Linked DNA regions of Mus musculus: region 2 is linked to region 1. A link is a loop called in an ENCODE intact Hi-C map of the cell type or tissue named here. Cell type or tissue: heart. All regions are shown on one strand.

The links. Peaks named below come from ENCODE experiments on the same cell type or tissue, not always from the same donor. Only the 100,000 strongest peaks of a DNase experiment are listed, where the experiment ranks them.
Region 2: a loop joins it to region 1, with 6 times the contacts of the local background. A loop is called at or near these places in 1 of 42 quality-filtered maps.

Annotation. Positions count from the first base shown.
Region 1 is chr8:85,082,387-85,084,886 of GRCm38, forward strand. It overlaps Man2b1 (mannosidase 2, alpha B1), which reads left to right and starts at 883. Exons shown (of 24, transcript NM_010764.2): 1 at 883-1,102; 2 at 2,015-2,117; 3 at 2,255-2,428. The coding sequence starts at 944. In heart, a CTCF peak has its summit at 1,300; DNase peaks (open chromatin) are centred at 865 and 2,413; H3K4me3 peaks cover 1,621 bases; H3K27ac peaks cover 664 bases.
Region 2 is chr8:84,653,727-84,656,226 of GRCm38, forward strand. No RefSeq gene overlaps it. Among named protein-coding and RNA genes, the nearest start is that of Ier2, 7.9 kb to the right of the region's middle. In heart, a CTCF peak has its summit at 1,044 (motif pointing right); DNase peaks (open chromatin) are centred at 2,085 and 2,485; H3K4me3 peaks cover 1,619 bases; H3K27ac peaks cover 1,962 bases.

The sequences.
Region 1 (2,500 bases):
CCCTGTGCTGGGGCCCCTGTCTGACTTTTTGAAAAAATGAGTTAATGTTAATATTTCACAAGCCTCGGGTCTAGGGTTAGGCATCAGGGTGATTGTTGGCCCTGATAACCTAACCAATCTAGGTTTTGGTTTTCTTGGTGTGTGTGTGTGTGTGTGTGTGTGTGTGTGTGTGTGTGTGTGTGTATGTATTTGCTTATTTATTCTGAAGTGCTATGTATGAAATTCAGGGCTTTATATAGGTTACACAAGTATTCTACAGAGGTATATTTCTGGGTTTTATTTGTGTATCCTTACATGGCCATGGCAGGCCTGGTATTCATATAGTCCTGTCTCAGCCTTCAACATGCTGACATTACAGCTACATATTAATGTACTAAACCCTGGCCCTGAGTTTTCTTATTAGAGCAACAGAGCAATCACTAGACCAGCGGGAGTTGGGAAGGGTTCTCTCTTCCCTACAAGCTCACAGGCAGCTCAGTCCAGCCTGGGATGGGTGCCTCATCTCTGGCATTCCAGTGGCAGTTTGTTTGAAGTCCCAGTCCTACAAGGCAGATCAGAACTGTTTTCGACCCCAGCTTCTATCCACTCTAGGTCCCTCCAGGACACCAACCCTAAAGAGAGTTGGTACCCTAGAATCCCATCTACACTTTCACTCCTTAGGAAACATTGAAGTCCACTGGGAAAGCAGAATCCTTCGCTCACACTCATACAAAAGCATATCAAAAAAATCTTAGTGCTAAGGTCTCCTGCCAAAAGAGCTCTGGGTGGAATGGGGGTGGGGACAGATCCAGTACTTCCCTGTGCTCAGTCTACTGCCACAGGTCCTTGATGACCCAGGCCCTGCCCCCTTCCTCACCGATTGGCGGTTCGGGTTCTGGGGGCGGAGCATTCTCAGGGATTTAGCTAGGGTAGAGAAAGCCACGGAAGCGGCGTCGCCGGAACCATGGGCACCGGACCGCTCACCTCTGGTGTCCGTGCTGGTGGCGGGAACACCGGGTGGCTCTGGATGAGCTCCTGCAACCTAGGTTCGCCAGTCCTGCCTATTTCCTTTCTTTTTTGGCTGTTGCTGGCCGCGCCTGGCGCTCGGGCCGCGGGTTACAAGGTGGGTGAGCTGGGGCCCGCGGGCGGAAATGTATTTGGGCAGAGTTGAACTAGAGGTATGGGTGACACTGATCCATAGGAAACTGCTGTTGATCTGACGGTGTGGGCTAAGAGCATGCATTGGGTTTCTGAAAAGGTCTGGCGTGAGCCTGAAAACAAGGCTGCACGTGATTTTTTTCGCCTCCCTGTGACTCCAAGTGGCCTGTTTGGACTTTGCATGCACTTTACTGTGGTTGTCGGGTGAAGAATGAGCAGCCACATGAACGCAGGACTCTAAGTTTTGCACAGGTTGTGCTTGCATGGTTCCTCTTGTTGGTGACTGCATCCCCCAAAATCCATTTGGCATGGCTCGGCTGGAAAACCTATCTTGCAAATCTGACGACATCACCTGGCGCCCCTTCTTTTCTTTGCAGAGGTTGACTAGGAGATGTGAGCTGGGCTGCCCATTCCTAGCTTCCCTTTCCCCCAGGATTCTCAGCTTCCTGGCTCCTTCCTGTGCAAGTCACTTCTCAGCACTGTGGCACAGTGTCCTAGCCTGACAATTAGGGCTAATATTGCCCCGTATCTCAGCTGTCTGCAAATGCTTAGCTAACCCCGACAAAAGTTATCCTAAAGTATGTGATCTCTGCTCTATGGGGTTTGTGCAAAGTGGGAGTTGCATCTATAGAGTATATGGGCACTATACTCTGTGTGTCCTTCCTGGGACAGATTATAGCTTTTTGACCTCTCTGCATCACTCCAAAGTTAAGGCCTGTGCTTGTACCATCTCCCTGCCTGCGTGTGAAAGTGGAAGTCAAACCTATGGTCTTGAACATGCCAGGCAAGGGTTCTACCGCAGAGCCCCCAACCTGCCTGCCTCTAGAACTATCGGCTACTGACAGGGAATGTGTATGTTGGGGGGGTCTTTGTGCAGACATGTCCCCCAACGAAGCCAGGCATGCTCAATGTGCACCTGCTGCCTCATACACACGATGATGTAGGCTGGCTGAAGACAGTGGACCAATACTATTACGGCAGTGAGTAGAGAGGGGTGAGGGCCTCTGCAATTTTTTTCACAGATTTGGACATTGGGGTGGGAACAGTGAGTTTTCTGGCCTCTGTAGCAATGCATATCTTCTAGTGGACCTTGACTTCCTGAACTTCATGCCCACAGTCCTGAGTGATGTTCAGCACGCATCTGTTCAGTACATCCTAGACTCAGTAGTCTCCTCTCTACTGGAGAAACCCACCCGTCGCTTCATCTATGTGGAAATGGCTTTCTTCTCCCGTTGGTGGAAGCAGCAGACCAGTGCAACCCAGGACGCTGTACGGAACCTGGTGCGCCAGGGTGAGCCTAACCCAAGAAGTGAAAAGAGGAAGCCCAGCCCAGCTTGTACTTCTGCAAACCCGACCTCTCAGA
Region 2 (2,500 bases), 430 kb before region 1:
AGAAGGAAAGAACAGTGTTTTCTGAGAGATAGATTGTTGTTGACAAGATCTCATCCTGTAGCTGTTAGAAATATTATTACAGTCCTCTCTCAGTATGAGGGTGATTAGATTTCGTTGTAGTTGCAGATAAGCAGGTGCTGCTACAGCCCCTCGCTCCTCCAGCTGGCAGCTGCTTGTCTCAGGACTCAGAGTCAGAAAATTACAGGGGATATATGCTCATGACTGAACCCTAAATTGTTCACTGGATGAGGCTTTGTGTCCTAGTCAGTGAGATGGATAGAAGGGGACAGGAATTTCTGGACACCAGACTATATTTATTTTACAGGCGTTTAAGTCAAGATCTCACTATGTAGCATTGACTGGATTGGAACTGGCTCTGAAGATCAGGCTGGCCTAAAATTTAGAGATTCACCTGTCTCTGTCTCCTGAGTGGCACCACTGTGCCTCAATAAATAGAATTTTATCATTTATTTATTTATTTCTTTTTTTTTAAAGATTTATTTATTATTATATGTAAGTACACTGAAGCTGTCTTCAGACACTCCAGAAGAGGGAGTCGGATCTCATTACGGATGGCTGTGAGCCACCATGTGGTTGCTGGGATTTGAACTCTGGACCTTCGGAAGAGCAGTCGGGTGCTCTTACCCACTGAGCCATCTCACCAGCCCCTTACTTATTTATTTATTCATGTATTTATTTATTCATGTATGTATTTATTTATTTTTTGGTTTTTCGAGACAGGTTTTCTCTGTATAGCCCTGGCTGTCCTGGAACTCACTTTGTAGACCAGGCTGGCCTCGAACTCAGAAATCCACCTCCCTCTGCCTCCCGAGTGCTGGATTAAAGGCGTGTGCCACCATGCCCGGCTATTTATTTATTTTTGAGACAAGGTCTCTATTATGCAGTTCTGGCTGATCTGGAACTTGCTATGTAGACCAGACTGGTCTTAAACTCATAGAGATCTACTGTGCTGGGATTTTCAAATCATATGCCTATATGTGTCTGTGGGTAGGTTTTTGCAGGCTGTGTAGGTAACCTCGGGGCCCAGAAGAGGGCGACAGACAGATCCCCCTGGAGCTAGAGTTACAGACCGTTTTGGGCTAGCAAGTGACCCCAGCGCATGCCCTCTAGGAGAGCATCTGATGTCCCTCCCCAAGCCATCTTTGGAATCCCTGCTGGCCTTTTGTTCATAAACTGTCTTGGTTTCTCTCTCTAACCTGTGTACTTGGACCTGGGACACAAGAACCTAGATACTTGCCCTTCATGTAGCCTGCAACACTGAGCTTGTATGGATGTGTCACCACTGGGCTTGATGTGTCGTCACCCCTGCCGGCTAAAGTAATAAGGACCAGAACAGCCCCATCAGGCACGTCTCTTTTCCCCTGCCTCAAATTTTCCTGTACTTAATCCTAAAATTTGCTGGGCCTGGTGGCTCATGTCTATAATCTCAGATAAATTTAGGGTTCTAGGTAATTAAATCCCTTCTCCACATGTGGTCACTGTGCAAAGCACCCAGAGACTAGAGAAGTAGAGTGCCCTCCTCTATCACTCTGGCCTTGTTTTCTTGCAACAGTATCACAAGAACTTGAAGCTAGGCTGGCTACCAGTCAGCCCCAGAGATCATCCTGCCTTTTTTTTTTCCCCAGATATACCCTGTTTTTTACATTGTGCTGGGATTTGAACTCATATCAGTATGCTTGCACACTAAGCACGATGGACCGTCTCTAAACCCCTACTCATTAGTTTAATTGGCATATTGAGACAGGTGGCTGAGCCTGGCCTTTTGCAAATAAAAGGTCCCGATTTTTTGCACTAAAACTCAGGCTACAAATCCAGCCCTGTGCATGCACTTGCGTGATTTGCATTCCTGCTCCAAGCTAGGAAGGCAATCCAGTTAACCCAGGACACCTTTGTCCTGAACACTTTCACAAACTAAATATGGAAGAGCACCCTCCACTCCCCAAAGAGGCCAGGGCTTGGAGGGGCTCCCCAAGGGTTAACAGGATACAACTGGCGCCCCACTGGCCAGCCACAGAGGTCTTATTGTTCTCCAGTCTGTCCCCTCCCCCTCTTCCTGGAAGACCCTCCCAGGAGCCCCTTCAAAGGGGCCCGGCGCTCTCTCTAGTCCAACCCTTGGGGAGGGCAAACAGGAAAAGGAAACTCGGCAGCCTGGAGTGGGCTTGGGGAGGCGGGGATGGGGCTTGGGGGGGGGGGGCATGGCTGTCACTTCAGGGTCCTAGGGAGCTGATGAGTTGGAGGAGCACTCTCTCAGTTCCCATCTGGAAGCCAGAAGGTTTTGGTCTGTGGCTTTCAGGTACCTGGGAGAACCTGTCTTCCTTCCCCCACCATACATTTGTGGGTCCGAAAGCTTCGCGCATCCTCTTCGGTCTGACTTCAGATCTTTGCTTCAGACATTTGGAAGCCTTTTCAAATCTGCTGACTCGGTGGGGTGGTCTGGGCTCGTGGGTGGGCTCAGGAAAAGAACTGCGAGCGTCTCTGG